Regions from separate parts of the Homo sapiens genome. Here regions 1 and 2 are each linked to region 3. A link is a contact called in ENCODE Hi-C or POLR2A ChIA-PET data. All regions are on one chromosome and are shown on one strand. The core of a region is the stretch at or near the end of the contact, and the rest is flanking DNA. Distances in the headings are between cores, read along the strand shown.

Region 1 (3,298 bases), core at 105-2,604, 920 kb before region 3:
TTGGATGCTTAGTTCTTCCCAGTGGTGCTTGCGCTCTGGCGGGTGTGAACACGCTCTGCACCCATGCCCAGCACCCATGATGTGCTGCTCCCATGAGCTCGCTTCAATCTTCTGATCTTGCTTTCTTCTCCCAAGCAGCCTGCCAGGTGTCCCACATGAACGCAGCCTGTTCTGGTTCTCCTTCCTGATAAGAGTGGAAAAGAATGCATTCACCCGGTATGGGCTGCATTCCTGGGCCACAGGCCACCAAGCTCACCTGCACCAGGAAAGCTGCTCCCCACCAGTTACAAACAGCAACTGCCTGATCGAGTTGCAGATGTCCATTGTCATCCTCTAGGGTCTGTCGGGATTTTCTAGGGCCAGACGTGAATTAAATAGGGGTGTGCTGGGTGCAGCCCTCGCATCCTCTAGGTGTTTAATCTCTGGCATTTCCTCTGGGATGTGATATTATTTTTGATTTCCTGCATTGATGTGTGTGTCTGGGAGTGGGGGGCCTCCACTTGAACTTCCCCATGGTGGTAGTTCCTACCACCGACTCCTAGGAACTAATGTGGCAGTTTTACCAATTTCAAAAGTCAGTTTGAATTCTACATTTGGAGGCTGGGGAAAGGGCTCCTGGTTGGGTCTATGGACCCAGGGGAGTCACTGTGAGCTGGGTTTGGTTACCTCTTCCTTCAAAACCGGCCCCTGCACACCTCCACTCTAACAGAGGGTTCAGGACCAGGCCTAGGTCCCTAGGTACCAGTGTCGCCTCAGATCCTGTGCCCAGTGGTCCTCACATGGCATGTGTCTCTTTGTGGACGATCTGGGGGAGAATGTTTGTACAGACACTGCTGTGATGGGGGAGAATGTTTGTATAGACACTGCTGTGATGTTGGAGGGTCCTTCCTCCCGGGGCTCACCCTCTCCCTCAGTCAGTGGGTTCCAGGTCTGAAAATGAGCTCAGCTCCAGGGCTGAAATGTAGCTTTCTATTGGTCATTTTCCTGAAGCCTCTTGACTAGTTTCCCTTGAGAAAAGCTTTTGCTAAGGGTGTGTGGATTGAGAGGTGCCCTTTTCTCCTGCTATATATCTACCCTTTGCAGATGGGGTCAGGTGCTCCAGCTGCCACTCTGGGCTTGATGCCCTGTGTCACTGTGCCTACCTTGCTCCCTGCCAAATGACACACTAGCTTCTGTTGTTGTGGGATTCCATTGGCCTCCTTTGCATTCAAGAGTCCAATTCTGTAACAACAGCATAGCCGCCCCGCTTGTTTCCGCAGGCTCCCTCTCAGCAGTGCGTTCTTTATCTAGCTGGTAACTGGCATGTTCTCTGGTTGAAGGGCGTGGCTGGCTTTCCGAGCTGATGTGCTGGACCTGCTCTAGAGGGCATACTCCTCTGAGCCTTTCTGTCCCTTCCTTCATGGGCAGGAGGGCGGCCCAGGCATTTCTGCTTAACTTAGTATGGACCTTTGCTTCCTTCAGGCTCCTAGGAGCCCTCCTAGAGCACGTTAGCACTGCTTAGGGGCCTTGCCAGAGTTTACAACCCTGGATCATGGAAGGGCAGGCCCACACTGATAAACTCTCCCTATTCCAAGCTTAGGTTCTGACCGTCTTAGTCTTGTACCCTCAGAACCCAGCCCCACACATTCTCCTGGTTTCTGCCCATGCCTCTCCATGAGGTCTTGCAGCTTCTCTGGGGGCCTTTCTTCCTGTAGCAGGCACTTCCTGCACTTCCCCATCTATGTACTGCTGTGACCTGAACCTCATGATCAGCCCGGTTAGCGGGAGGGGAAGTGGGGGCAGAGGCCCAGGGGTGCATGCATCAGGGAGATGCCCACATTGTCTTGTGGGGCAGAGCTTCTGCAGCAGGGGTCCCCAGTCTTTCTGGCACCAGGAACTGGTTTTGTGGAAGACAGTTTTTCCATAGACTGGGGGTGGGGGGTGGTTTCAGGATGACTCAAGCACATTACCTTTATTGTACAATTTATTTCTATTATTATTACATTGTAATATATAATAAAATAATTATGCAACTCACCATCGTGTAGAATAAGTGGGAGCCCTGAGCTTGTTTTCCTGCAACTAGATGGTCCCATCTGGGGGTGATGGGAGACAGTGACAGATCATCAGGCATTAGATTCTCATAAGGAGCATGTGACCTAGATCCTTTGCCTGTGCGGCTCACAACAGAGTTCGTGCTCCTATGAGAACCTAATGCTGCTGCTGATCTGGCAGGAGGCGGAGCTCAGGTGGTGATGCTCACTTGCCCGCTGCTCACCTCCTGCTATGTGGCCTGGTTCCTAACAGGCCATGGATGGATACTGGTTCATGGTCCAGGGGTTGGGGACCCCTGCCTTGCAGCATTTTTCAAGTGGGGGGAGCACTAGCCTTTAACAAGGAGGAGAGAGACCCTTCTGCAAGGCCAGAGTGTTCTCACAGTTGTTGGGGGGATGTTGACCCGGATGTCCCCATCCCAAATATTAGAGTCCCACTCCTTTACAACCAGGTCCTCAGCTGGCATGGCAGACTTGTCAGGGCTGAAAGTTCAGCCATCTCTGGAGCTCTTCTGCCCTTGTAATTCAAGCCTAAGCCAGCTCTTCAGCTTTTCCTGCCATCTGGCTGAAGGAGATGTGAGCCTACCTACTTATATGCTGCCAGGAAGGTTTTCTGACTCACACGCTTCACCTGAGGTTGGTGATTAATAACTCTCAGGCTTTCATTGTCTTTCTCCAATAAATGATGCCACTTAGCAACGGCCATTCAATTCCATTATCCTTGTGATGACCACTTCCCCAGAACCTCTCCAGAGTCTTAGGCATTATACTCGTGGTGTCTGTCCAGTTCCCCACTGGTGGAAGCTCTCACAGTTGCACACCACAGCCTGATGGGAGCCTCTGGTATTCCACCTGCCATGGTGTTGGGCCTTATTGCCAGCTGTGCATGTTTGGGGGGTGAATGCTGTGCTCTCCAATGCCAAATTCTCTCTCGATGGCTATTTATAGATGCTCTGTAATGGATCAGGCACTCTGGGAATGTGATGGGGATGCCATCCTTCACTTCTCAGTTGAATGAACAGCACATGATGCACGTGCGTTCTCTCTGCATTGATATTAATCCATGTCTGTGCGTGTATACGGAGGTCAGGGCAGACACCTGTCAGTGCCGGAGATGGTAATCCCACTGGGAGTGACCAGGGCTCTGAGAAAGACCTAGGAGCCTTCACAGTCCAGAAGAGAGGAGAAACTTAGGCCGAAAATCGACTCATTTTAAAAGGCAGAAGTGGATAAAGACTTACTTCAATGAAGATAGAGAAAGACAA
Region 2 (3,637 bases), core at 173-2,672, 960 kb before region 3:
CAATTCATATTAGTCAAATTTTGAGCAATCAATAGACACATGTGGCTAGTGGCACCATCGTGGAGGGTACTGGAGAGTACACGTGTAGAAGACAGATACCATGATATTCATCTCTTTATCTCCAGGACCTGACCAACAGTGGACCCTTCATAAGTACTTAATGAATAAATATGAACACGCTGCTAGAAACGGGCCTTTTTCAAACATAGGTATTGGCTGGGGGTGGAGGTGGGGGCAGAACAGAAAACCCTGGAACACTGTACTTGGTAATACAGAGCATGGACTTACATTCTCACACCTTGGGTAGGGCTGCATCAGCAGCTGACCCAGATACCTTGGAATTCCTTAGCTTCTTTCTGTCTCTGTTTCCTCATCTGTAAAAAGAGATAGCGACACCTGTCTTGCAAGATGCTGGGAAGATTAAATGAATAGGCGTACACCAAGTGCTAAGTACCCGACATGCCCATAAGCACTGAAGAAGCAGTAGCCACAGTTACTTTAAACCAGAGATTCTGTCAGTCATATGGACAACTCATACTTTAGTAGCAGCAGGATGGTTTGGCCAGGGCTTTCGTGCTGGTCCTGAAGTTGGCTGTGTCCCAGTGGTAGGACTCTTGTGGTATAGATTTTCTCATTTTGGGAGCACTCTTGACAAGGGGTCACGAAGCAATTTGTGGTGTTTGTCTTTTTGGCTGTAGCTGTGGAAAGTCATGTGCCAACCCTGGGGCTTAGGGTTTAGTCAGCAAGGGCACGTGTGGAATGAGGGGGGCCCTACTCTGGGAGCCCATAGTACCCCCCAAGCCTGAGGGCTCAGCTTCCCGTGGGAGCCTGGGCTGACTTAGGGCAGCCAGGCCCCTTCAGAGCAGGGTGAAGACCTGGACCCCGCTGCCTGCTGTCTGTGCCCCCTCGGCCATCCTCGTATGCTCCGCCCCTCTACCCTGTCCTTTGGACGCCCCCTGACTTTTTCCCCTAAATTGACTGAATTGAAATTTACTTGTTTGAAACAATAGAAACCACGTGTTTCCTGATCATACCTAGCTTTGAAAACAGAAAGTGGGCAAAACAAGCCAGGCGCATAGTGGCATTGAGAAAGGCAAAGGCTAACTTCATTAAAAAGCTTCTTTGTGGTATCAGGCAGGAAGTGAAACAGCTTTAAATGGCAAACATTTCTCAATCATTTAATGCACCAGTAAGCTTGGCATTCTTTCTCCTTTGTCCCCTTAAAGAAAAAGAGAGCCCAGATATAACTCAGATGAGGAGGGGGAGGGCCCGATCCTGTGTGTTGGAGGAGTTCCCTGGAGCATTGGTCCTCACCCCCATGAAGCTTCACGGGAGGACCAATGTCAGACGTGGGTGCAGAGGACAGTGCAGTTTCTCTTGTGTGGCTGAGCCTGGGCCACCCCGGATGGATCGCTGACTTCTTGTTGGTGCCACTCACCAGCTAGTTCTCTCAAATCTGTTACCATCAGAAGCCCGGTAAATGGCAAACTTTCCTTGTTAACATGTAGGTCCATTTCCTGGGGATAGTGAAACCCCAGTCCCCACAGGTAGCATTGACCTCTGTTGCCAAATGCCATTATCCTGGTGTCCACTGCATGTTAGGCTCTTTCCACAGAAACCAAAAACACAGACAAGTGTGATAGGCTGAATCCTTTCTTGAAGAAAAAAATTGCACGTACATATTGAATAGCAAACCAATCAAAATGAAAAGGAAAACCAGAAGATGGATGCCACTGATACACGCTTGCTTAGTTGCACTTTTTAAGATTCATTTATAGATGTCAAATAGGATATGAACACATGGAGGTGTGCAGTAAATACTCCTTAATTGATGAAAAGGCAGACATATATGTGAAGATTTTTAGGGAAATACTTTTTTGGGGAAATAGCAGCCAGTTTAAGTTGGTAACATAAATGGTGCCAGATGAAATCATATTGACTGAGACCAAAGTCCAGCCAATATGAAATCGCTCTCAAATGTAATGACTTTAGCATAAAAATTCTGAGTGGTTTCCCACATCTCGTTAACCTTTGTACTGCTCTGCAGCCGTAGGGGCCAGGCATTCTCATAGGGCACTAAGGAAGTGAGAGGTGTGCCTTAAGGTGTGGCTGTAACTCACATTTCTTTTTTTTTTTTTTTTTTTTTTTTGAGACGGAGTCTCGCTCTGTTGCCCAGGCCGGACTGCGGACTGCAGTGGCGCAATCTCGGCTCACTGCAAGCTCCGCTTCCCGGGTTCACGCCATTCTCCTGCCTCAGCCTCCCGAGTAGCTGGGACTACAGGCGCCCGCCACCGCGCCCGGCTAATTTTTTGTATTTTTAGTAGAGACGGGGTTTCACCTTGTTAGCCAGGATGGTCTCGATCTCCTGACCTCATGATCCACCCGCCTCGGCCTCCCAAAGTGCTGGGATTACAGGCTGTAACTCACATTTCTGGACTTCCATTATCATCCTGTCTAATCCTATCATCACCCTGCTGCATCTGGCAAAATCCCCCTGTTCTTGAGCCTCCAAGTGGGTGAATTGGCTCCCATATCACCTCATTCCTGCTGTTGGCACAGGGCTAGTCCACGGTGTCGCAACTGTTTGTTTAGTGTCTGTCTTTCCCATACAAGCTCCTCCAGGGCACAGATCCAGAATTATACACCCCAACATCCCAGTAACTCCCACAGTGTCTGGTAGGTAATAGTTTAATAAAAGCTGGTTGAATGAAAGAGCAGGTACATTCTTTGGTGTTCAGAGTTATTAATTCCGTTTGTTGTTGGTGTTTTCTTGTGGTAGATTTCGAGTCTTGCTTCTCATAGTTATTTTTTTTTCCTAAGATATGTAATGAAGGCAGACTTCTCACCTTGCAAAAGGTTAGTCCCATTTCTAAAGCAATTTTATGGGCTCCTTTGAGAGTCTGGAAATGTCTCCTATATCTCTCGGGAGAATCCTAGGTGAGGGGTTGGCAAATGTAGCTGCAAACCAAAAGAGCTTGCCCTTGGAGTTAAGTGGAAAGGGCGTTGTGTCCCTTCTCTTTTAATTTCAGTCCCTGTCATTGTCATTTGTCTGGCAGGGAGCTCTGCAGGCTGGGAAAGCCTGATTTTCTCCTCTCTGAGCTCCTTGTAGCCGGATCCAGTTTGTGATTTTCCCTCATTGATTTTTCCTGCTTAAATGTAGTTGAAACAACCTTTTTGAATATGGAAAAAGGTTTTAGCACGGTCCAAACAGCTAGCAGGTGACAGCCGTTATACTGACGTGTGCTGCGCTGATTTTAGGGAAGTATTTATTTTTTTTTTAAGAGCCCTGACAATAAGTGGCTGCTTTTTCAGGTGGTGCTATTGCAGAAATGTTACAAACAATGGCTACTTGTGGAGCCTAACATCACTTCTTTGGCTTACATTTCTACAGAAATTGCTCACAGGCCTATAGCCTGGTTGATGCTCTTCCTTGTTTCAATTCATCTGATTATTCTAATGTACATCAGACCTACGGTCCCCTGTCTGATGAAGCCCCAACCGTTAAGGGGAAGTATTTGTCATCTCAGCACCTGGTTTCAGGAACAAAGTACTCACCTCCTGGCCACGTAAGCTATTTCAAAATAACCTTTGTTCAGGGATCCCGGAGGGCTCAGTGCAGTCCCGACTGTCCTGCAAA
Region 3 (3,499 bases), core at 795-3,294:
CCCCTCATCTCTTAGGCCTAGCCTGCTGTATGGAATACATCATCAAATATTCTCTGCTTTCTTTTATTGCTTTTAACATCTCCATTCTTCATCCTCTAAAAAAATTGAACCCACTACTTACCTATCCTTATTTTCTAATGTAAACTCCAACCCAATTCATGCAGAGCAAGGTCACCACTGGAAGGAACCACCAAGGACATCTGGTCCCCGCTCCTTTCTCCCTCTTTCTCACAAGCTCCTGGAGACGGCAGTTCTGCTTCTCTGAGAACTACACTTTGAGTAGCAGCCAAGGCTTTAAACTCAACACTTTGTGCCTCAGCATCAGTTGTCCTGGCTTCTAATGCGATAAATGAATCTTTCTGCTTCATCCTGAAATTCAGGCCCTTAAACATGCTCAGGTTTGGTTCTGGCTCTCCTATTCCTTTTACCTGAAGATTAAATGTCACTTATTGATACTATTCAGTCCTTTTTCAGGGATGACATCCCAAATCACACCTGTAAAACTTGTCTCAAAATAAGAGTAATGCTCTTGAATCCCTACTGCAATGTCTGGGGTTATGGCACCACCTGCACCTGCCCTGAGGCTGTTGAATGCTGTGTTGCCACATCTCCCAACCAGACTCGCTGCTGGATCTACCATCTTCCCATCATGCACCTGCCTTGATGCCCCCAACTCTGGATGCTTTTGGAAGCTTCGAGTGTCACTTGTTACAAGTTATTCCGGAGAGCCCTCCTCCTCACAAATGTTCCCTAGGGAACAGGCCCTAAAAAGGTAAAGCATCTCAGTCATGCTCTAGAATTATGCAATTCCCCTTCCCAAAGAAGTGTCATTTTGCCTAAGCGAGACTTCAAATTGATTTTTCTAAGCAGACTTAAATAGAAAGCACTTTCTCTAAAGGGATGACATTCAGAAACATGCTATAATCTGTATTGGGGCTCCTCAGTTATGACCAGAAGACTGGGGTTTGAGTCTTATTATTTTTAATTCCATTTAATTTATTTTCTATAAGATATAAAATCTATACTGATGAATCTCTAAGCAATTCCTCCACCTCCAACCTCTCTCCCGAGCCCTATTCCTGTGAGGTCAAAATATGTTCACTTAGAAATCCAGACAAATCCTGGTATGCTACTTGTCTTCCCCAAATATCGTAGGTGTCTTCCTTTGGTTAATGACCATGGCATCCTTTTAGTCACTTGGGCTAAAAATATGATCACTTTTGTTCCTCTCTCACTCTTGTCACCCACATTAAATCAGTTACCCTGGTTTATTGTTTCTCCTTCTTTTATTCATCTGAGGTTCACTTCTCCTTTTCATTGTATTCTATTATTACTCAATTTAGGCAATTATTATCTCTGATCCATACTTTCATAATCATCTTCAGTTGGTTCCTGGACTTTTATTCTCAGATTACTTTCTTTTCTACATTACTTCCAGGTTCATTTTCTACCTCAAAAGTCATCTACAAAATAAAACCACCTCCAGAAAAAAACACGTACTTCTCAGATGGTTGTTAACTGTCCCCCAAATCTGTCCTCAGTTTGTCTGCCTAATCTACTCTTTAGTGAGCTTATTGTTGTAGTCTATAATGCAGTTTCTCAAACATTATTTCCTTTAATAATTGCATCAGCTGTGTGAGTTGGTATAGCCTCTATGATCTTTTCATTATTTCATTTTACAAATAAGAAAATAAATATACAAAAAATTGTCTGACAATTGGCATCAGTCATTCAAAGTCACACTGGAGTAAGAAAGAAAAGCAAATTCAAAGCTCACACCCTCACTGTTTTTCTGTCTCCCCAGAACGTTTGTTGAAATGTCAATTCTGAAAATGCCTTGCTCTCTCTCTAGGCAGAACTAGTTTCCCCCACCCTGGGTTCCCAAAAGACTTTCCAAATACACTTCCTTGGACACAGATCACATGCAAAGTGAGTATGTATGTTCATGTTGGTTTACAGTGAGATTCTTGCGGGAAGGAACTGTGCTTCTGTTTGTGCCTGGCGTTTGTCATGTGGCAGGATCTGACACATGGCGACAGGAAGCGCTGCATAATGAATAACTGCATCTCTTTATTACGTAGTTTGAGACACGCACTGATACCTAGTGCAGTAGGACATTCCTAGCCCCTAAAGAAGTCACAATCATATTTTGATTTTGACAGGGAAGGCTATTTACTTGCTCTACAGCATGTGTGAATGTGTGCATCTTGCTAAACCTGAGACCAGAATTTATTTTGGAAAATCAACTGACCACTCTAGTTGTAAAATAGAAAATAGATTTTGTGAGAACCTAAATTCTTATCATGAGTCACAGTGAGTTAGGGCGTAAAGTCATGTCTGGTTTTGAAAGAACATTTGTATTCTTCTGCAAACGCCTTTAATAAGAATTTAGCTATTAGTAGAGCATGAGTTTTTTATAGATTTAACCTAAGTTGAACCAATAAATTTATCCAACCTCTGATGGTTCCATAAAATGACTAATATTGAACATTTTAATATTTTATGAGTGACTAAGCAACATCTTGACTGTTTGCTGGTGGAAGATGTACTTAACTGGGAATTACAATAAGGAATCTAAAGCTTTGCTTTTTATTATGGTTTAATAGGTTTAGTCTTGCAAATTTCAAGAAAATGAATGATGTCAAGAAAAGAAATAAGGCTTATGTTATTAACTGTAGGTAGTGAAAGAGTCCAGAACTAGCAGCAAGATGATCAATTGGACAAAACATATGTTTAGGAATTCATTAATGCTGAGTCATTGCAGTTCATTAGGTTGAGTGAAATATGGGTGAGAATATAATTGATTGAAACAGTGGTTCCTGATCATCACCAGGCACTGTCTGTTTGATATTTGGAAAAACCTCTGTCATTAGGAGGAATTCTTGAGTCTCATAGGTGTTTTTGAAGGGTAAACATCATAGCACTTGCTCTGTATAACCCTAAATAAACATATTTCCCATTGCCTGTCTGTGCATAATCATATCATCTGCATTAGAACCAAGTGTGAAGGTGGCTCTGGTCTGCATATTCCATCTGCATGGTATGAAGAAGTTGGAAAACTCTGGTGCCTTTCAATTCTAAGCATTAGGTTTTCACATTTTCAGAGCCAAAGACCAACACCTAATGTGTGTACTTAGGCTGATTGAATAATTACTCTGGGAAAATGCCATGTTATAAGATGATGCACAAGGCAAGAAACTGCCTCGCTGGCTGCCCAGCACTCAACTTCAGTACCCTGATTGTAATCTCAAAGCATCAAATTGGTGGATCCCTAGCACAAATGCCTTTCCTTTTTATTTTTCATATTTAATCTTTTTTTCTTATTTTTCAAATTCATATGACCATTGCTGATTTGAATTGTTAAACAACTGGAAAGTATTTCTATAACTATAATGGTAAAATATATTCTAGACTCAATAGTCCGATTATATTTGAGAAAGAAAAATATCCCAGAGATCAAGGCATAATATTTGATATTAAAAATACTTTTCTTCTATTC

What was found. A loop is a pair of places that touch in the nucleus more often than their neighbours do. ChIA-PET counts read pairs that join two places held with the same protein, here RNA polymerase II (POLR2A). Pooled maps may share reads with other maps.
Region 1: a loop to region 3 is called in a map with no recorded cell type, with 2.8 times the contacts of the local background. The contact joins two enhancer-like sites. A Hi-C loop is called at or near these places in 1 of 37 single-sample maps with no recorded cell type. POLR2A ChIA-PET finds 5 or more read pairs at or near these places in 1 of 52 experiments (OCI-LY7).
Region 2: a loop to region 3 is called in a map with no recorded cell type, with 2.5 times the contacts of the local background. The contact joins two enhancer-like sites. A Hi-C loop is called at or near these places in 1 of 168 maps with a recorded cell type or tissue (GM12878), 1 of 37 single-sample maps with no recorded cell type and 5 of 50 pooled maps.

Annotation. Positions count from the first base shown.
Region 1 is chr2:8,437,132-8,440,429 of GRCh38, reverse strand. No RefSeq gene overlaps it. Among named protein-coding and RNA genes, the nearest start is that of LINC00299, 110 kb to the right of the region's middle. RefSeq lists an enhancer at 1-29. Within about 2 kb of position 1,354, at least 5 of the 41 ENCODE cell types and tissues checked have a DNase peak (open chromatin) inside an H3K27ac peak, as active enhancers do.
Region 2 is chr2:8,475,461-8,479,097 of GRCh38, reverse strand. No RefSeq gene overlaps it. Among named protein-coding and RNA genes, the nearest start is that of LINC01814, 110 kb to the left of the region's middle. RefSeq lists an enhancer at 3,471-3,637. Within about 2 kb of position 1,422, at least 12 of the 41 ENCODE cell types and tissues checked have a DNase peak (open chromatin) inside an H3K27ac peak, as active enhancers do.
Region 3 is chr2:7,515,801-7,519,299 of GRCh38, reverse strand. No RefSeq gene overlaps it. Among named protein-coding and RNA genes, the nearest start is that of LINC01871, 210 kb to the left of the region's middle. Within about 2 kb of position 2,044, at least 2 of the 41 ENCODE cell types and tissues checked have a DNase peak (open chromatin) inside an H3K27ac peak, as active enhancers do.